Regions from separate parts of the Homo sapiens genome. Here region 2 is linked to region 1. The links are chromatin loops, found by intact Hi-C in ENCODE. Cell type or tissue: Caco-2. All regions are shown on one strand. Links, peaks and the distances in the headings refer to the core of each region. The heading gives the core; the rest is flanking DNA. Region 1 has its middle 110 kb from the start of LINC00374. Region 2 has its middle 220 kb from the start of LINC00374.

Region 1 (11,690 bases), core at 1,245-9,244:
TTTTAAAAGACAGATGGATTACAAAACCATTTTGGGCAAGTCCTACATCAGTGAGTCAGGAAACCTTATGTGGAATATATGGATACTTCTTGATTTCTTTTTAGTTAATTTTTAAAACACTTTGGATTATCCATAAGACACTGAAATAACAGAAAATGTACATTTAAGATTACTTCCAAGATAGAAATGAATACTTAAAAATAAATTCCAATTCATAATATTATTAATTATTTTAGTGACACTGTGTTTTATAGCCTTAAAATTTTAAAACTGTCTTGTTAGAAGTGAGAGGGCTTGCATGATTAAACAGATATCAATATAAACATGACATTTTGTGAATACACAATAATGTTTATAAAGACATGCATAACCCCAATGCAAACTGAGCCCTAATCTGTGAGCACTATCTACTAAATAACATCAGCCTATTTGTTGTTTTCCACAATAACACAAATCATGTCTGTTTTGTTTTATTTTGTGTTATTTTTGAGGAATCAGGAGTTCACAATACATAGTTGGTAGTGTTTCCTATGTATACAAAATACTTACTAGACCTTATCTTCTCCCTAGTCTTTCCTGTGTCCTGACATCTAACTGCTCCGTCGTCATCCCCACTACCCCAGAGGAAACTCTATAAAACCACTTTGGTTCCTATTTCCTATTTTCAAGATTCCATAGGCACCTGAAATTTTTAAAGCCATCACACACTCTCTTGGTTCCAGCAAAAAACCAAACCAAACCAAAACAAACAAAAAAAAAACATGGTTGTTACTTACAGAGTTGATTTTTCTTACAAAGGAGTTTGAGGATTATCAATAACCTATATTTTATAATAGATTTAAATCCTATTAAAATTTTTATAAGATCTTTTTTTCCTAGTTTCTTAACGTATTTTTGTTGTTTAGAGAAGGTGCCGATTCTTTAGACATTTAAAACACACCTAAATAATTATCATTACAATCCGAGTTAGTCCCCTGAGACAAATTCTGTGTCAGGTAAATGTTAATTCTTGCCTCAAAATCAAAAGCTACAATAAAATAAGAATTTAAGTAAAAGAGTGATCCTAAATTGACTACACTGCTAACCTGAGAATATGTTTTTAAATGTGAAATAAGGATTCTTGGCTTAGATATAACTTATCATGAGGAAAATTCTAATAATATTCTGTAACAGAAAGTTCAAAAAATCAGCAAAACCTAAGAGGTGTTTGAAGGAAGGAAGAGGAGAGGTGATGGAAAAGTGCAGCTATTCTATTCTGAGATTCTTTCTCACTGGGGGTGGGGAGGGCAAGGACAGAGTGGGGAAGCTATCTGGAATTAGAGTGTCCTGGTGAGGGAAATTGTTTTAGTGCAGTAGCTCATGTTGGAACTCTGGTTATGTGGTTATATGACCTTTTTTTTTTTTAATACAGCTCTTTGGGACCTAATGAACTATCTATCTATTTTTTACTGTACATTGACTAGTAATTGCCAAACATCCCTGTGGGTAAAAATATTTGGTTTTTACTCTAACCATGATAACTATTTTATTAATAACTTTTTTATTTTCTCTGACAATTAAATATTGCTGCTGGCCTCTGTTGCCCCAGCATCTCAACAGCCGCAGTAAAATGAAAGAGGCTTGTTTGAGGGCTGAGTTTCCTACTTGCATTCAAGGCCCTCGGAGGACCATCCTTTCAGAATTTTTCAAGTTAGTGAGTACCGTTTTTACAGATGTATGGATTTCCCACTTACTTCGGGAAGAGGCTATCCCACAGGTATTCTCAAATTCATGGATAGGGACAAGTAGACAGATTACACAAAGTCTTCCACTCCAACATTCCTTTCTCTGTCTTTTGAGTCCTCTCTTTACATAATAACACATAATGCTCAGAATTGTGAGCATCTCAACTTCATTTAATTTAGAACACCATTGAGAATGTGTCACTTTACAAGGACAGCAGAAATTAGAACCATTTGTAGCTACTCAAAATTACTTACTGAATCCAGAGACTCTGGCAAGTGTACAGGTAGTAGAAAATTTAGACCAATCTATAGTCCTGATTCTTTCTTCCTGGTTCTGAATTCATTGTATTCATTCTCATGTATATTTCCAAGGTCAGGGCAGATATAAATAAAAACATGCTTGTAATTCTATTTGACATATAAGTCTTGTTCAAGGTTTCATCATGTAATTGGCCCCCAGGAGCTAAAGGAAATGAGGACTAGAAAAAAAATGGCATATGAGAATTGACTTTTCCTTGTAAGATATCTGCCTTAGGGAAAGTCATTATAGGGATTCAAAGGCAAAACAGCCTCACAAAATAGAAGAGGAGAGGCCTAAGGGATTTGGGAATTATTTGAGTCATCTACTTTCTCACTTGGCCAGATTCCAAACTTATGCCCCAGTTTTTCACAGAAAAAAACCCTAATTTTTATATAGAGACCTCATGAAATTCTGGATTCAACTACCACAGATCAGCAACACACAGGTTCCTACAATGGATTCAATTTTTAGTTGCATTATCTCTACAATTACAAGATGTAAAAAGCTATTTTAAGCCAGTCTGACCATTTTGAAAACACAAAGTTCAAACTCTGAGCTCATTTATTTTAAGCTCCTCAGCACTATTTGGAGCATTTGTTCAATTCAGTGGTTCATATGTATATCTTGTCTTCTTCACAATGGTCTGTGTTACTAGCTATTCAGTAAGCCAAAACCATGGTTTTCATAAGCAAGGTAAAAATTTACTGAATGCCTACTGCAGTCAAAGACTACTATGTTCCCATGCCCTGGTATAAATTGGATCCTTACGGCTTCCAATCCAAACCATTTCAGAAAAATCAATCCCCATTTCACATATTCTTCAGAGTTGTCTGCAGCCTGTGTTGTGACCAAGCATACTGCACAGTTTGGGGTGTGTGAGCAACAACATCCTTTCTGGCTAGTTTAAACAGGAAACAGATTTATTAAGAATGAGTCGTAGTTTGGCTATCTCTGGAAAAGAGAGAGCCAGAGCACAAAGCCTACCTACCAGGAATCATGTTAACCACTGAGAAGTCTTTTTAACAGAAAACTACACTGCCACTGCTTCTAAGCATCTATGAAATTCAGAATTGTCAGAAGCACTTCCCCTGCCAGAACTGACAAAACCGAGCCATTGCATTTCTAAGATCAGTTTCCCTGCAAGGAGGCATTACTTCATATTAACCACTTCTAAATTTTTTTCTTATAAAGGTGCTTCTGATTGCTAGACTCCAAGTTACCTTTTTGGTTACAGCTGCAAGGGAAGCTGAGAAAGAATCTACTTAAATAGAATTAAGCCTGTTCTCTGAAAAATACAGTAAAAAATCATTGTAATTAGAAAAATCAATAAAAACATGTTAATTAAATATAAGGAGATGGACAGAGACATATTCTTGATATTATACTTTAATTTTAATTCAGCTATAATAAAATTAGAATTTCATCTGATATAAAACAAGTTTCAAATTGATTGCAATAAAAGTCAAGTTCAATATGAAAAGAAAATGAAAGACTTTGTAGAAACATTGAAAAGGAAAATATGTAATGTTTTAGTTTTTTTAATTGCAGATGTCATGATAGTATACCAAGAAAACTCAAAAGATACAAGTAAAAATTACAATTAACAATAAAATGTGTTGAAGTATACAAGGATACAAGCCAATTTTGTATAAAGTAAAGACTTTAGTTCATTTCTAGTAGCAAAAGAAGTATAAGATATATAGGATATATAGGTATAAGTTTAATAAGAAATATAAACTATAGAATAATATATGTAATATTATAGAGAATTAAAAATAAGATGTAAACAATGACAATAAATCTCTATTCTCAGAAGGGTTATTTTCATATAATAGAAATATTAGTTATGACTAAGAAATGTTTAAGCTTGTGATAATTCCAACAGATACATAAAAAGGGAGAAAATAGGGGATTGCTTTGCTATGTATCATACAAAACTATAGAGCCACTCTAATAAAATTGATTTAGTTATTGCATAGGAATAAATATGTAGATTAATGAAATAGAGGGATCACAAATAGAAAAGAAAATGTGAGAATCGAATAAATAATAGAGGCAATATTTCAGCTGAATGGCAAAGAATGCATGATTTATTCAATAAATTCTTGTGGTGATATTCTGGAAGAAAAAAGTTTGGTAAACCATTGCATGCAAAATACTGAGTTAAGTTGCAAATAGATTATAGATTGAAAACATGTTAATAAAAATATCCTAGAATTGACTTTGGAAGACTGCATGAAATCAAAAGATGGTAGAACTTTTCAACCGAATTAAGAAACTGAAAGTTATAAAATTAATTTTATAAGTAAACAATTCAAGGAAAATAGTTTATGTGTTTGAGGTAATTTAAGCTTATTTTTATTTGAAATAAATGAAATGATTTGGCAGAAAGAATCACAGTAATGGTACACAAAAGAGAAAAATATACTTAAACACACCCACCCAAAGAAGGGCATGCCTTTGGAACACATTAGTAAGTAAACAGGTAGAGATTTCTTTCTGCTAGATAAAAGTATAAAAGAAGAGTGAAGATAAGACAACATTATGTGTGATTAGGAAATGTTAGAGTAGAGGTAGTTACATGACTACTGCTTGACTTTCTGCCTTCTTCCCTTAAAGTACAACCTAAAGTAAATGTTTTGCTCATTGTCTAGTGACTAAGATATTGGAGATATTGATTGGCAACTATGATTCTTTAACTGTGGCCTTAACCTTTGACTGCCTACTTGAACACTTGCAGGGTCAACAATAGACTGATACTTTAGAATTAATACTTCTTATCACTGAACTCGCATAACAATGCCAGTGATAAAAACAAATCATGTCATCATTCAAATTTCTTGTAATATCTGATGAATATCCATTTCAAATATAGGTAAGGATTCATGGTAGAGTAAAAAATAACCTTTCAGTGTGCACTGTATATTGAAATTCTATCAGTCATTGAGGTATAAATGTATATTTCATAATAGAGCAGTAAAATGTTGCAATAATTAATTATTGGAGTAGAAGGTTTATTCAAAGGGATAATAACAGAGAACTTCCCAAACCCAGAGGAAGAAACCAATATCAAAGTACACAAAGGTTATACAACACCAAGCATGTTTACCCCAAAGAAGACAAACTCAAGCCATTTAATAATTAAACTCCCAAAGGTCAAGGGTAAAGAAAGAATTCTTTACTTATTTGCCATTAAAAGTAATGGCAAAAACTGCAATTACTTTTTCACCAACCTAAAGCAGCACAAGAAAAGAAGGAAATAACACATGATAGAGCTCAAATACATCTGGTAGACCTTTCAGTGGAAACCTTACAGGCCAGGAGAAAGTGGTGTGACATATTTAAAGTGCTAAAGAAAAAAAATTTACCCTAGAATAGTATATCCAATGAAAATATCCTTCAAACATGAAGGAGAAATAGAGAATTTTCCAGTGAACAAAAGCTGAGGGATTTTATCAGTATCAGTCCTGTCCTACAAGAAATACTAAAGGAAATACTTCAATCCGAAAGAAAAGAACATTAATAAGCAATAAATAATCACCCAAAGGTACAAAACTCACTGGTAATGGTAAGTACACAGAAAGAAACAGAATATTATAATACTGTAAATTTGGTGTGTAAACTACTATCATCCCAAATAGAAAGACTAAACAATAAACCAATAAAAAATAATAAGTACAAGAAATGTTCATGATAGTATAATAAGATATAAATAGAAACAACAAAAAGTTAAAAAGCAGTGGCACCGAGTTATGGCATAGAGTTTTTATTGGCTTTCTTTTTGCTTGTTTATTTATGCAAATAGTGTTAAGCTGTTATTATGGTAAAATAATGTGTTATAAGATAGCACTTGCAAGCCTCATAGTAATCTCAAACCAAACAACATTAAATGGATAAGCACACACACAAAGCAAGGACCTAGGTCATGTCACCAGAGAAAATCGCCTTCACTTGAGCAAGACGGGAAGGAAAGAAATAAAAGAAGACCACAAAACAAGAAAACAAATAACAAAATGATAGGAGTAAGTTCTTACTAACCAATAATAACATGGAAAGTAAATACACTAAACTCTCCAATCAAGACACACTGGTTGAATGGATGATAAAATGAGACCCATTGATCTGTTGCCTACAAGGAACATGCTACACCTTTAAAGACACACATAAACTGAAAATAAAGGGATGGAAAAAGATATTCCATGCCAATGGAAACCAAAAAAGAGCAGGAATCACTATACTTACATCAGACAAAACAGATTTTAAGACAAAAACTGTAAGAAGAAACAAAGGTCACTATATAATGATAAAGGAGTCAATTCAGCAAGAGGATTTAACAATTTTAAATAAATACGCACACAACACTGGAGCACCCAGATTTATAAAGCAAATATTATTGGAGCTAAGGAGAGAGATAGGCCCCAAGACAATAGTAGCTGGAGACTTCAACCCTTTACTTTCAGCATTGAGCAGATCTTCCAGACAGAAAATCAACAAAGAAACATCAGACTTAATCTGCACTGTAGACCAAATGTATCAAATAGATATTTATAGGACATTTCATCCAAGAGCTGCAGAATACACATTTTTTTTCTCAGACCATGGATTATTCTCAAGGACAGACCATATATTAGGTCACAAAACAAGACTTACAACATTCAAAAAAAATATTATCAAGCATATTTTCTAACCACAATGAAATAAAACTAGAAATCAGTAACAACAGGAACTTTGGAAACTATATAAATAATGCAAATGAAACAACATGCTCCTGAATGACCTGTGGGTCAATGAAGAAATTAATAAAATTTAAAAATTTCTTGAAACAAATTATAATGGAAATACAACATCCCAAAACCTATGAGATATGGCAAAAGCATTATTAAGAAAGAAGTTTATAGCTGTAGTGCCTATATCAAAATAGAGGAAATATTTCAAATAAGCAATCTAATGATGCATCTTAAAGAATTAGAAAAGCAAGAGCAAATCAAACCCAAAATTAGTAGAAGAAAAGAAATGCTAAAGATCAGAGCAGAAATAAATGAAATTGAAATGAAAAAAATACAAAAGATCAGTGAAACAAAAGGTTGTTTTCAGAAGTTAAACAAAATTGACTAAATTTTACCTAGAATAACTAAGAAAAAAAAAACAAAATCAGAAATGAAAAAGGAGATGCCACAAGTGATACTTCAGAAATTCAAAGGATCATTAGCAGCTACCATGACAACTATGTGCCAATAAGTTGGAAAATCTAGAGGAAATGGACAAATTCCTCAACACATACAACTTACCAAGATCGAACCAGGAAGAAATCCAAAACCTGAACAGACCAATATTAAGTAATGAGATGGACGCTGTAATAAAAAGTCTCCCAGTAAAGAAAAGCCTGGGACCTGATGGTTTCACTGCTGAATTTTACCAAATATTTAAAGAACTAATACCAATCCTACTCAAACTACTCTGAAAAATAGAGCAGGAGGGAATACTTCCAAACTCATTGTATGAGGCCAGTATTACCCTGACACCAAAACCAGACAAAGACACATCAAAAAAGGAAAACTCCAGGCCAATATCGCTGATGAATATTGATACAAAAATCCTGAAGAAAATATTAGCAAATTGAATTCAACAAATACATTAAAAAGATCATTCTTCATGACCAGTGGGATTTATCCATAGGATGCAAGGTGGTTCACCATATGCAAATCAATTAATATGATATATGATATCAATAGAATAAAGGATACAAAGCATATAATTATATTTCAATTGATGCTGAAAAAGCATAAAATTCAACATCTCTTCATGACAAAAACCCTTAAAAAACTGGGGATAGAAAGAACATACCTCAACATAAAGGCCACATACGACAGATCCACAGGTAGTATCATACTGAATGGGGAAAAACTGAAACCCTTTCCTCTGAGATTTGGAAAACAGGAAGGATGCCCACTGTCATCACTGTTATTCAGCATAGTACTGGAAGTCCTAGCTAGAGGAATCAGACAAGAAAAAGATATAAAGGGCATCTAAATTGAAGAGGAAGAAATCAAATGATCCTTGTTTGAAAACAATATGATCTTATATTAGGAAAAGCCTTAAGACTTCATAAGAAAACAATTAGAACTGATCAACAAACTCAGGAAAGTTGCAGGATACAAAATCAACATAAAAAATCAGTAGCATTTCAATATGCCAATAGTGAACAATCTGATAAAGAAATAAAATAAGAAATCCCATTTACAATAGCCACACAAAAAATTAAATACCTAGGAATTAACCAAATAAGTGCAAGATTTCCATAATGAAAACTATAAGATACTGATGAAAGAAATTGAAGAGGACACCAAAAAATGGAAAAATATTCCATGTTCATGGACTGGAAGAATCAATATTGATAAATATCCATACTGCCCAAAGCAATCTACAGATTCAATGCAATCCCTATCAAGATACCAACAAAATTCTTCAGAGACATAGAAACAGCAATCCTAAAATTTATATGGAACCACAAAAGACCTAGAATAACCAAAGCTATCTTAAGCAAAAAGAACAAATTACTTGGAAGTAATTTGGAAGAATCAAATTACTTGAAAGTAATTTGGAAGAATCAAATTACTTGACTTCAATTATACTACTGAGCTACAGTAGTATAATTGACTTCAATTATACTACTTAACTTGACTTCAATACTTGACTTCAATTCTACTACTGAGCTACAGTAACCAAAATAGTATGGTACTGGCATAAAAAAAGACACATAGACCAATGTAACAGAATAGAGAATCCAGAAACAAATCCACACATCTGCAGCAAACTCATTTTTTACAAAGGTGCCAAGAACATACACTGGGGAAAAGACAGTCTCTTCTATAAATGGTGCTGGAAAAATTGAATATCCATATGAAGAATGAAACTAGACCCCTATTTCTTGCCACATACAGAAATCAACTCAAAATTTATTAAAAACTTAAATCTGAGACCTCCAACCATAAAAGTACTACAAGAAAACATTGTGGAAAATCTCCAGGCCATCGGTCTGGGCAAATATTTCTTGAGCAATACCCCATTAGACAGACAACCAAAGCAAAAATGGATGAATGGGATCACTTCAAGTTAAAAAACTTCTGTACAGCAAAAGATACAATCAACAAAGTAAGAGACAACCCACAGAAGGGGATAAAATATTTGCAAACTACCCATGTGACCAGGGATTAATAACCAGATAATATAAGGAGCTCAAACAACTCTACAGGAAAACATCTAATAATCTGATCAAACAAGGGGCAAAAGATTTGAATAGACATATCTCAGAAGTAGACACACAAAGGGCAAATGGGCATATTGAAAAGGTACTCAACATCACTGATCATCAGAGAAATGCAGATCAAAACTACAATGAGATATCATCTCACCCCAGTTAAAATGGTTTATATCCAAAAGGCAGGCAATAACAAATGCTGGCAAGGATGTGGAGAAAAGGAAAGCCTTATACACTGTTGTTTGGGAATATAACTGATTACCACCACTATGGAGAAGAGTTTGGAGGTTCCTCAAAAAAACGAAAATTGAGCTACCATAGGATCCAGCAATCCCACTGCTGAGTATATACCTGAAAGAAAGGAAATCAGTATATTGAAGAGATAACTGCATTCCTATGTTTGTTGCAGCACTGTTTACAATAGCTAAGATTTGGAGGCAACTTTAATGTCTATCAACAGATGAGTGAATCAAGAAAATGTAGTACATATACACAATGGTGTACTATTCAGTCCCTGAAAAGAATGAGATGCACTCATTTGCAACAATGCGGATGGAACTGGATATCATTATGTTAAGTGAAATAAGCCAGGCACAGAAAGACAAACATTGCATGTTTTCACTTATTTGTGGAGTCTAAAAATCAAAACAATAAAACTCATGGACATAGATAGTAGAAAGAGGGTTGCCAGAGACTGGGAAGGTTAGTGGAGGGCTGGAACAGAGGTAGGGATGCTTAATGGATAGAAAAAAATAGAAAGAATGAATAAAACCTATACTATTTGGTAGCACGACATGGTGACTATAGTCAATAATAACTTAATTTACTTTTTAAAATAAAGAGTATAATTGTATTTTTTGTAACTCAAAGAGCAAATGCTTGAGGGGATGGATACCCTGCATTCTCCATGATGGGTTTATTTCACATTGCATGCCTGCCTCAAAACACCTCATGAACTCCATATATACCTACTATATACCCACAAAATTAAAAAATAAAAAGCAACGACAAAACAAAAAACATTGACAAGTTAGGTGAATGAATGGTGGATAAAAACTGTTACCTGCATTTTCTTTTCAAAATTCCTCCTATTTCTGGGAAGGAGAATTAGGAGAGAGAAGTAAGAGTTGTCACGAATATGAATAGGAACTTGTACAGAGAAGAAATTTCAAAGGCTATTCCAGGGAGGTTAGAATATATTTTTAAATATTGATAAAAGGATGTTAACCAACTTGAAACAACAAATACAGCTAGCCATCCTTAGCTGGTATTTTCATGTATGCACTGTTCATGAATATGTAATAAGCAGATAATCAAAAAATGATTTTGTTGATAAAATAATCTGCTTGTCTGTGTTAGGTTATATATGCACGTGTAAAAAAGGTATAAAGGTCACACTATAGATTTTCTAGGCAGGTTTAAAACAACTGTATTTTTGGTAAAGTTTATAAAAAGTGGGTACGTTTCAGTTGCTTTAAGAATTTTCTGCTGGACTTGGTGGCTCATGCCTGTAATCCTAGCACTTTGGAAGGCTGAGGCGGGTGGATTGCCTGAGCTCAGGAGTTCAAGACCACCCTGGGCAGCATGGTGAAACCCCGTCTCTCCCAAAAATGCAAAAATCAGCCAGGTGTGGTGGCAAGCACCTGTAATCCCAGCTACTCGGGAGGCTGAGGCTTGAACCCGGGAGGAGAAGACTGCAGTGAGCCGAGATCACACCACTGCACTCCAGCCTCAAAATAGAGCGAGACTCTATCTCCAAAAAGAAAAAGAAAAAATGGAATTTTCACTAGAGGTACTGTGTGTCTATGTTTCCTGTGTTGATTAAAACATGTCTGTATTTCCAGTGCTGATTAAAACAAATAGCACATTTCTTTCTGCATCCATTTTCCTTTACTTTCATTTCTACTTTAGATGCATAGTGTGAGTATGTGTATTGCATTTTTTACTAGTAACCATAGAGGGCTGCTCTATGTTTTCAAGATGGCACCTTGTTGCTGCATCCTCCAGAGGGGAGAAATACATGGTGAAAGTGACAGAAGGGCAAAGAGAAGGGAATGAATGTTGTGTTCCCTTCATTAAGGCAGAAGAGAAGCAGAGAGCAAACCCACTCTCAAGTCCTTTTATAAGGGCCCTAATCTCATATAGAAGGGCTCTGCCATCTTGACTTAATAGCATCCTAAAGGCCCAACCCCATAATACTATCACATTGGTGATTAAGTTTCAACATATACATATTAAGTTTTATAATTAACATCATTCCTTTTTTTATAACTCATATTTTAGTTTAATTCTATATTTCTAGATATCCTAGGGTTATATTTAGAATTAAAAATGAATATGCTCCACCTTCCTACCAATGAATGGGGATGAACTGTGCATTTCATATTCTCAAGATTTTTAAACTTCA
Region 2 (11,690 bases), core at 1,954-9,953, 110 kb before region 1:
GTGCAGCTTTATTTCTTGGTTCTCTATATTCTGTTGCACTGGTCTATGTAACTGTTTTTGTACCAGTACCATGCTTTTTTGGTTACTGTAGCCTTATAGTATATTCTGAAGTCTGGTAGTGTGATGCCTCCAGCTTTGTTCTTTTTTGCTAAAAATTTATTTGGCTATTTGAGCACTTTTTTGGTTACATATGAATTTTAGAATAGTTTTTTTCTAATTCTGTGAAAAATGAAGTTGATAATTACGTAGCAATTGCGTTGAATCTTTGTAGATTGTAGACTGCTTTGGGCATTATGGCCACTTTAATGATACCGATTCTTCTAGACAATAAGCATGTGATGTTTTTCCATTTGTTTGTATCATCTATGATTTCTTTCAGCAGTGTTTTGTGGTTCTCCTTGTAGAGGAAATTTTACCTCTTTGTTAGCTATATTACAAGGCATTTTACAATTTTTGTGACTATTGTAAATGGGATTACATCCTTGATTTATCTCTCAGTTTGAATGTTATTGGTGCATAGAAATGCTACTGATTTTTGTGCATTGATTTTATATCCTGAAACTTTACTAAAGTCATTTGTCACCCTAGCAGCCTTTTGTTGGAGTCTTCAGGGTTTTTAGGTATAGAATCATAACATCAATGAAGGGAGATAATTTGGCTTCTTCGATTACTATTTGGATACATTTTATTGCTTTCTCTTGCCTAATTGCGCTGGCTAGGACTTCCAGTACTATGCTGAATAGGAGTGGTGAGAGTGGACATCCTTGTCTTGTTCACATTCTTAATGGGAATGCTTCCAGCTTTTGTATGTTCTAATGTTGGCTGTGGGTTTGTCATAGATATCTCTTATTATTTTGAGGTATGTTGCTTTGGTGTCTAGTTTGCTCAGGGTTTTTAATCACAAAAGGATGCTGGATTTTATCAAAAGCTTTTTCTGCATCTAATGAAATGATCATATGGTTTTTATTTTTAATTCTGTTTATGTGACAAATCACATTTATTGATTTCTGTATGTTGAACCAGTCCTGCATCACAAGAATAATGCCTACTAGATCATGATGAGTTTCCTTTATCATGGTGAATTAACTTTTGATATGCTACTGGATTTGGTTTGCTAGCATTTTGTTAAAGATTTTTGCATTTTTTTTCATCAGGGGAATTGACCAGCAGTTTTGTTGTTGTTGTTGTGTCTTTGCCAGGTTTTGGTATCAGAATGATGCTGGCTTTGTAGAATTATGTAGGGAGGAGTCACTCCTCCCCTATTTTTGGAATAGGTTTAGTAGGATTTATACCAGCTTTTCTTTGTACATCTCATAGAATCCGGCTGTGAATCCATCTGCTCCAAAGCTCTTTTTGGTTAGTAAGTTTTTTACTACTGATTCAGTTTCAGAGTTCAGTATTCATCTGTTCAGGGTTTTGATTTCTTCCTGGACTTAGTCTTGGGAGCTTGTGTGTTTCCAGGAATTTATCTATTTCCTCTAGATTTTCTAGTTTGTGTGCAGAGAGATGTTCATAATTGTCTCTGAGGATCTTTTGTATTTATGTGAGATCAGTTCTAATGTCACCTTTGTCATTTCTAACTGCACTTATTTGGATCTTTTCTCTTTTTTTGTTAATCTAGCTAGTGATCTATCAATCTTGTTGATTTTTTTCAAAGAACCAGCTTTTCATTTTGTTGATCCTTTGTATGGATTTTTGGATCTCAATTTCATTCAATTCTTCTCTGATTTTATTTATTTCTTTTCTCCTGCTAGCTTTGGGGTTAGTTTGATCTTGTGCTTTTAGTTCCTATAGGTGTAATGTTAGATTGTTAATTTGAGATTGTTTAACTTTTTGGTATAGGTGCTTAGCACTATAAACACTGTGTTAGCTGTAGCCCAGAAATTTTGATATGTGTGTCTCTGTTTTCATTTATTTAAGATAATTTTTAAATCCTGCCTTTATTTTGTTGTTTACCCAAATGTCTTTCAGGAGCAAGTTGTTTAATTTTCATGTAATGTTGTGGTTTTAGATGATGTTCTTGGTATTGATTTGTATTCTTATTCCACTATGGTCCAAAAGTATGGTTTGTATGGTTTTGACTTTTCTGAATTTATTGAGACATGTTTTATGACTGAGCATGTAGTCAGTCTTAGATTATGATCTGTGTGCAGTTGAGAAGAATTGATATTCTATGGTTGATGGGTGGAGTGTTCTGTAAATGTCTATTAGGTTCAATTGGACAAAAGTCAAATGTAAGCCCAGAATTTCTTTGTTGGTTTTCTGCCTTGGTCTCTCTAACACTGTCAGTGGCATGTGGAAGTACCCTACTGCTATTATGTTGCTGTTTAAGACTTTTTGTAGGTCTAGAAGTACCTGTTTTATGAATCTGTGTGTTCCAATGCTGGGTGTGTATATAAGATAGTTAAGTCATATGTTGGATTGAACCCTGTATTATTTTTTTAGTGCCCTTCTTTGTCCTTTTTTTACTGTTGTTGGTTTAAAGTCTATTTTATCTGATATATAAATAAAGACCCTTACTCTTTTTTGTTTTTAGTTTGTGTGATAGATGTTTCTCCAATCCCTTGCCTTGAGTCTATGGTGTTCTTACTGTGAGGTGGGTCTTTTGAAATAGTAGATAGATGAGTTTTTTTTTTAAATCCAACTTGCCCCTCTTCCCCTTTAAGTAGGTCATTAAAACCATTTAAATTCAAGATTAATATTGATATGGGAGGTTCTGATTCTATCATAAAGTTGTCAGATTGTGTTTTGTAGTTTCTATTGTGTAGATGCTTTAAAGTGTCTGTGGGCTAGGTACTTAGGTATAGTTTTATGGGAGCAGATATTGCTCATCTCCATGTTTAGAACTCCCTTAAAGAACACTTGTAAGGCTGGTCTAGTGGCAATGAATTCCCTTAGTGATTGCTTGTCTGAGAAAGACTTTATTTCTCCTTCACTTATGAAGCTTAGTTTGGCAGGGTGTGAAATTCTTGATTAGAATTTCTTTTCTTTAAGAATGCTGAAACTAGGCCCCCAGTCTCTTCTGGCTTTTATGGTTTCTGCTGAGAAGTCCACTGTTAGCCTGATGGGGTTACCTTTGTAGGTAATCAGGCATTATTTCTAGTTGCCTTTATCTAGTATCTTATTGATGATAAAATTGTATTTGTTCTTGGCCATATGGGGATGTTATTCTAATAACTACTAAATCCTGACTCCAAAATGTACCTCTGTATTTTAGAATATGTCATTTGAAATAGAAATGTTAGATTTCTATCTTGTTACCAATAGGAACTATGTGACTCTGGCACTGATCTGTCATTTATTTACTTCTGACTTGAAATTTCCTTACAAAAATTTCCATAAGTAGAAAATTTAAGTAGGTATGTTGATAGATATTTTTCCTCCCTTGAATAACATAGTTTTATAATAGTAGACAACATGCTGGGATAGCGGGTTTCAGGGACTGATTGTTCAAAATTAACGCTCAAAAGAACACTTGTTAGAAACAACAACAACAAAAAGTTTATGTGGTAAAGTAATCTGCTGAAATTTTTAGGCCATATGTCAAAGATGAGAATTTTACCAGAGAATTTATATTGTTTATGGAACTGAGAATTTAGGATAACAACTTTTATATTATGTTCATTTATTAATAGACTATCCATAAAATTTCCTGCGATTAAACATGCCTTTTTAAAACAAATTTTATTTAACTGTATTTTTAAGATTTTAATAAACTTTTTCCCATTTGTCTCTGATATAAGCATTTACATACAATCATGCTTATTATCTACTTTTAAGTTTGTTTTCCACACCAGAGCTTTCAAGTATTTTTATAAAATAGTTGACAATGTTTTTTATTTAAAACTCTTTTTAAAAGTACTGCATCTACAGTATGTGCTTGAATTTTTAATAATGATGCTATAAAGAAAATAGCTCATGTAAAATTTGTTATATTTTAATTTTAATTTCTAGAGAAACTTTTCCTATAAAATTTGTTTGACTAACCTATATGAATTTATTCAATTTAGACCAATATAACACTTAATTGAGAGCTAGCTGAATTTTATATGTTTTTTTCTTAAATATTTCCCAGGTACTTATTTGTTTAGACAGAATTTTAAGGTATTCATTGAGTGTCGGCTGTATGATAGGCATCAGAGATAGCATGGTAAGCAAATTGGCACAACCCTTCCTTTCTTTGAGTTTACAGTCTAGTGATGATAGAGATGTAAACTGAATTAATCAGAAAACAATTTAATTACAAACTAGTACGAGTGTGTGAGTTCAAAGAACATGAAATAATAAAAAATGACAATATGATACATCGAAAATATTCTATGAATAAAGTAAAATTTTTGATCAAGGCTAACTGATATGTAGAAACTTAGGAATTATTGTAGCTTTAGTAAGACTTCAATTTCTGGCTGTAATGGATCAACTTAGAAAATAAGCCCTTTTGTGAATAATAACTGGAAAAACAAAATACCGAAACAAAATCTGCAAAATACAGCCAAAAGAAACAAAACAAAAACAATTTTTTTTTAAGTATCAGGGAACTACTAAGGCAGCCAGAATTTAGGGCACCATGATCTTGAAGAAATGAGTAAATGCACTAAGGTAAAGCTGACATTTAGTGTCACTTCCCTCTGTAAATTATTTGCTGATTTATAAATGGCATAATACCTACAGATTGAGAACCCAAACAAAGTTTTCTGAAGCCAAAAATTCTAGGAAAACAAAAACTGGATATCAGGGCTCTCCAGGAAGGATGGATTCTTATATGCAGGATTTCAGAAGAAAACACTGAAATACTAAACCCTAAGAGTAAGATTTAAAAGAACCAGACAAAATTCCAAAATCCAGTCCCCTTCATCTGAGAGTGGATTAGGGTGTAAGGTGATTTGCCCTTAATCAAATTCTTCATCAAAAGCAAAATTAAATCCTCTATGGAAAATTTAGCATCATATAGAATATCTACAGTTTCCATTTAGAATTTATAGCATTCAATTAAAAATTATCAGGAAATAAGAGCAAGAGGAAACAGGCACACAGGTGATTCATCTATCAGATGTATCAGACACTGTCTCTGAATTTACTGTGATTAGTATGTTTTTTTAAAAGGTGACAAAATACAGAAATTTACCACAGATCAGGCATACAGAAATACAATAGAACGGAAATTCTAAATAATATAAAAATTGTAACTAAGATTGCAGTAAGCTTGGCATGGTGACATGGGCCTATAGTCCCAGCTACTTGGGAGGTTGAGGTGGGAGGATTACTTGAGCCCAGAAGTTCAAGACCAGCCTGGGCAATATAGCAAAAACTCATTTCAAAAAATAAAAAAGATTACAGCAAATGGGTTTAATAACAGATTAGATGCAGCAGTTGAGAGGTTTATTAAACTGGAAGATAGCATAAAATACTGATATTAAACCATGGAAATAAAATGAGTAAAAAATACAGAAATCCAGCATAGAACAAAAAGCTACAAAACATACAACCCAAATATATAAAGAATTTCTACAACCCTATATAAATAAGAGAGAATTTAATAGAAAATTGGACAAAAAGCAGCTGAGAAGCAATATACCTATTTTCATGTTTTAGAAAGTAAGGACTTTCTGAGCAAAGAAAACAGCAACTTACTCTAACGAGCAGAGCTTGAAAGTCAGAAGATGACAGAATGAATGAGAACACTAGAGAGATTTAACTGCCTGGAGGCATGTATTTACATTTTAAGGTAAGAGAAAACCTGGAGCCATGGAAACAATACTTGCCTTATCTCTCCTCCCACCCCATATAAACATTTACTTACATTCCAAAAGATAAAATCCCTCCTACAGTCCTCTTCTTTACTGAAAGAGACTTTGTTCACATCAGAAAGATTAGATTCCTCTCATTTCTCGGAGTGGTGTTGGGGGTTGGTGGCATCTGGACAGCATACATAAAAACTCCTAGGTTCCTAATTTCAGTGTTCCTCCACGTAACATTAGAAAACTTCTTTTGTTGCCCAAGCAGGTCTACTTATCTGGCTCTCATGCATTGCCCCACATGGGGGAAAGAACACAACATGGAGTAGTAATGCAGTTATTCCTGTACATAATAATAATGTGGTCTTGTCCAGAAAATTTATATTTACTTTCAGAATAATATGGCAAATACAAATATTAAAAGTTTCAAAAATCTACCTAAAGACATCTATCAATAAGAGGGGATGTCCAAATGGCAAAGAAACACATGAAAATGTTCTCAACCCCATTAACCATAGGGAGATACAACTTAAAACTGCAACTAGAGATCACTGTATAGCCACCAACATGACTAAAATGAAAGACTGATGATACTAAGTACAATGGTGAGGTTGTGGAAAAACTGAAACTCTCAAAAACTGTTGTCAGATGTGAATTAGAATGACCATTTTGGAAAGTTATTTGGCAGTGCCTAATAAAGTTAAATATAGATGGCTGGACATAGTGGCTTACGCTTGTAATTCCAGCACTTTGGGAGGCGGAGGCAGGCGGATCACCTGAGGTCAGGAGTTTGAGACCAGCCTGGACAACACGGTGAACCCCCATCTCTACTTAAAAAAAAAAAATTAGCCTAGTGTGGTGGCGTGCACCTGTAATCCCAGCTATTTGGGTGACTGAAGCAGGAGAATTGCTTGAACCCGGGAGGTGGAGGGTGCAGTGAGCCGAGATCCCTCCACTGCACTCCAGACTTGGCAACAGAGTGAGATTCCATCTTTAAAAAATTAAATTAAATTATAAAAACATAGAAATTGTTCATAATGCTAGGTATATTCTCCACATAAGCATATATAAATATACATTCACAAATGGTCATCGTGGGATTGTTTTAATTTCCAAAATAGTGCTAATGTCTAAAATCATAAACAGTAATACCTCCATATATTCAACAAAATGCCAATAAATATGCTAAAAAATACATAAATAAAACAATCATTGGCAAATTATTTATTTATAATTGTTCCCAATTGGAAATAACCTAAATATCCCTAAAAAATACATTAGATAAATACTGGTGTAGTCATATCATGGAAAACTAGCAATGAAGTAAATGGGCTACTACTATAGAGAATTATGTGGTTGTATCTCAAAAACATAATGTCGATCAAAAGAAGATGGAAGCAAAATGATACGTATTATATAATACAATTCTATATATGCCTTTGATAAATTGGCAAACTTAATCTATGGTGAAAGAAGTCAGAATAGGGATTAACTTTTAAAAGAGGAATAGTTACTGGTAATGTACACAAAGATGTTTCTAATCGTCTATTTAATGCCTGTTTGTACTGTTGTGTTTATTTTGCAAAAATTTATACAGCACATATAATTTCTGTACTTCATATATGTTAATTACACTTCATTTTTCAAAACAGTTTATTCAAAGTTGGTATAATTTGGGATATCAAAATCTTACATTTTATGTAAAAATAGTTTAATAAAATGTTAAGTTCATATTATTTTACCTCATTTTTATTGAAAGAAAGATGAAACTTCCAATTTTCTGATCTTTAAAAGGTTTTAGCACATAAAATATAAAATATTAAAACTTTTATATTTCAAAAATGAAATGCTTCCCTTGAAATATTTTTAAAATTAATTTGTAGCTAGTTTATACCAATTTGATCTTCAACTTATAGGTTGTGGAGAAGATTAAGGATTTATCCACTGTTTTCTAGAGGCAGAGAAGTAGTCAGAATGGCAAGCAGCTTTTCAGAATACAAATTCTAGGCTCTATTTTTACTCCATCTTTAGAGTTTTGCTAAAACTGTTTTTTTGCACATTCTTCTCTTAAGAATACTAATTCACAGCAGAAATTACATGTTTATGTAGGATGTTAAATTCAACTGTCAAAAGATGTGTGTCTTAGTCCCTTTTGACTGCTATAACAGAAATACCATAGACTGTGATTCTTAAAAAACACTTATTTCTCATAGATCTGGAAGCAAAGAAGTCCAAGATTAAGGTGCTAGCAGATTTGGTGTCTGGTGAGGGCCTGTTTCTTGGTTCACAGAGGGCACCTTTTTGGTGCTCACTTGGCACAAGGGACAAGGGAGTTTTCTGGGATCTCTTGTATAAGGGCACTAATCCCATCAAAGATTAGCTAATAAGGTCTCTACTATCATTATCTAACCACCTCTGAAAGGCCGCATCTCCAGATACTAACACAATAGGATTTAGCTTTCGACCTATAAATTTGGTGGGGGTGGTGGAGGGTCACACATTCATTTGATAGCAGTTGGCTTCAAGGTTTATAACTGGACAACCTAAATGAGTACCATGTATATGATAGATGCTTTTTTGTGTTTTTTTCAATTGACCTTCCCCAAATCTCTGTGCTAGTAAGGAATAAAACCAGAATTGTAACCCAGTCTGTCCCACTGTGAAGCCATATAACTCTCACTGTGTTACATCAAAACCAATTTAATTTTCATTATGGAATTCGTCAGCTCCAAATATGAAAATCTTCATCTACAGGCTGTTATAATAGTGTGTTTCATTCTATTATAGGTGGTAGATCTTATTTGTCTGTATTAAAACATATAGAAGAAATAGCCCCTACTCAGGCTGCGTGTGGTGGCTCACGCCTGTAATCCCAGCACTTTGGGAGGCTGAGGCAGGTGGATCACCTGAGGTCAGCAGTTTGAGACCAGCCTGGCCAACATGGCGAAACCCCGTCTCTACTAAAATTACAAAAATTAGCTGGGCATGGTGGCGGGTGCCTGGAATCCCAGCTACTCGGGAGGCTGAGGCAGGAGAATTGCTTGAACCCAGGAGGCAGAGGCTGCAGTGAGCCAAGATCACGCCATTGCACTCCAGCCTGGGTGACAGGAGTGAAACTTCATCTCAAAAAAAGAAGAAAGAGAAAGAGAAAGAAAGGAAAAGAAAAGAGCCCCTACTCCTACAGGTAGTGATATGTTGCATAGTGTTTGGAAAAAATATCAGTGAAAATATGCTAGAAAACACACTCTCAGTCATGTAGAAATGCCAGCCAAAAAACAAAAAAAGCATTTACCATCACTTTTCCTAAGTAATGTATGCATGTTAACCTATATATATGAGCATGCTGATCTATATATCAGCATAGATCGGCATAAAGGAGAGTGAATAACATGAACATTCCCTGCTTGAGGCACTTTAGGTAGTTTTTTTTTTATAATATATATATTTCTTCCTAAATCCATTAGAGAGTAACTCATTTCAACAAGGGCAAGGTTGTGATTGGTTTTCATAAAGATAAGGTAGGGTTTATAATTAAATTTCACCAGGGACCTACCATCCTGCCTCAGGGAAAAAAATAAAAAGGCTGACAATCCTGCCCTAAGAATATAGTAAAGGGTCAAAACACAAATTCCTTCTTGCTAGAATGGTAACTGGAGATTCCTTATTGGGACTTGGTTGATGACTTTTTTTTTCTTCCCCAAACATTCCCAGTTTCTTTACAATATCAGCTCCTATCCCCAAGGTCTTTTGAGTCACTGAAATTTCTGACATTAAGACAAAAACCTGATAACAGAGCAAGTGGTAATGGTGCCTATTGCTTAGATTTTTCCTTTAATGGGAGAAAAAAAGGCAAATTCCTTTGACTATATTCTGCCTTCAAGTCTGCAGATCTTCTACTTTAATGTAAATTTAAAAAAGGAAAAATCAAACTATTATCTGACCCAGCAAGGAATGGCATCCCTAAATTTGGCAGACTCTTAATCTCCCAGGAAGCATAATAGTATAGCAAGGATGGGAGGCAGCATCTTCAGATTGCTCTCAAATCAGGAAATAACTCAAAGAAATGGAAGGCAAAAGAAGACACAGAGCACTCTGTAGAGTCAGAACAGTAAGACCTAACACAAGAGGAGCCATTCCTCTGATTACTGAGTGTTAGAAACTGAACTGTGTCCCCCTAAAAGATACGTCAAAGTCCTAACCCCCAGGACCTGTAAATATCAGGTTATTTGAAAATAGAGTCTTCACAGATGTAATCAAGTTAAGATGAGATTATAATCAGTTAGGGTGGGCCCTAATTCAATACTATCGGGTATCTCTTTAAGAAAAAGAGAAGAGGCCAGGCACAGTGGCTCATGTCTATAATCCCAGTGCTTTGGGAGGGCTATGCAGGAGGATCACCTGAGGCCAGGAGTTAAAGACAAGCCTAGGCAACATAACAAGACTCCCTTCTCTACAAAAATAAAAAATAAAAGAAAAAGAGAAGAGACACAGACATAGAGAGAGAAGATAGCCAATGTGATAACAGAGGTAGAAATAAGAGTGATATAGCCAAGGAACACAAAAAACTGATGACCGTCACCAGAAGCTACAAGGAAACAAGTAAGGATTCTATCCATAGGCAGAGGAAGCACATGCCTGCTCACACCTTAATGGTTGGCTTCTGTCCTGCAGAACTGTGAGATAATAAATTTCTGTTTCCAAGCCTCCCAGTTTGTGATCTTTGGTTAGGGAAACCATAGAAAAACAACATACCAAGTAACCCAGGATGTTGGCACAGGAAGGCGTCATGCAGGGGGTAAGCTATACCAGTATAGTACATGAAGCACACTTCAATTACTTCATCAGTTAAAATGAGGAAAAATTTTTGTGTAGCAATAGGACTTCGTAAGAAACAAAGACTCTTAGAGTGTAGATGGAAAAGAACATGGGAATATGTAGGAAAAAACATAATCCAGAGTGGAAACACTTTCCTGCACCAACTAAGGGCTTCCATAAATTTCTTAGACTGGTGTAGAAAAACTAGAAATTAATATCAAACTCTTATTTTCTTACATCACTTATAATTTGCTTCAAATAGACACACTTTAGTTATTTGTATGTAAAATATACATTTGTCTCATTCCAGCATATACATTTAGTCACTACCCAGAAAAAAATTATATGTAAAAGTACATAATATTTTAAGGAATAGAAACTTTCCAGATATTAAAAAATTCAGTGACTGCACAAATTAGGTAGCCAACTTGTCTACTGCCAAGAGTCAATAGTCCACAATATGGGTTAACTTATGTAAATAGCAGATTGTTGGGGAGGCTTCTTGGCAGTGTTGATTTTGTTTGCATTTCAATATCCATATTTCACCATAGATTAGTTCTGATTCCAGAAAAATTAAGTCCAGATTCACGTGTGCAAAATGTATAAAGCTAATCCGTAGAGTTGAATGAGCTAGAGTTCTGTGTGTTACTGTGAATATACAGGGAAAAAAAAGGCTCAGCAAATATGGAGAATTTAAAGAAATCTTCACATCTTTAAAATTTCATATTTTTTCCCACTTAAATATGACATTTAATAATAAAAATGACATACTACTCATATATTCAACAGCATAATCAGTTCTACACCACTTAAAAATAGGTTGTGAGTAGGTGTGGCCACTAATCTATCATCAAATATCAGTTGCAAAGAAAGAAATGAAGAGATATTTGCCCTTTTCCCTTTATGATTTATATTTGGCATAAAAGAATTGTTGAATTTCTTAGGAAGTTATGATAATTGATGCTAAATAAACACATGGATTGCAAAATCATTCCAAATGTCAAATAAAACATGGTTTAACAATTTTCATAGAAACAAGACCATTTTATATCATCTATTTTGCTAAGTTTAATCTTTTTTTTTTTAATTTGAAAGTAAGGAGTATCTTTAATGAAAAATGTTCCAATATATAATATATAT

What was found. A loop is a pair of places that touch in the nucleus more often than their neighbours do. Peaks named below come from ENCODE experiments on the same cell type or tissue, not always from the same donor. Only the 100,000 strongest peaks of a DNase experiment are listed, where the experiment ranks them.
Region 2: a loop joins it to region 1, with 7 times the contacts of the local background. A loop is called at or near these places in 1 of 110 quality-filtered maps.

The regions. Positions count from the first base shown.
Region 1 is chr13:58,334,524-58,346,213 of GRCh38, reverse strand. No RefSeq gene overlaps it. Among named protein-coding and RNA genes, the nearest start is that of LINC00374, 110 kb to the right of the region's middle. In Caco-2, for the core only: no CTCF peak of the experiment used is centred there; no DNase peak of the experiment used is centred there.
Region 2 is chr13:58,446,521-58,458,210 of GRCh38, reverse strand. No RefSeq gene overlaps it. Among named protein-coding and RNA genes, the nearest start is that of LINC00374, 220 kb to the right of the region's middle. In Caco-2, for the core only: no CTCF peak of the experiment used is centred there; a DNase peak (open chromatin) is centred at 5,910.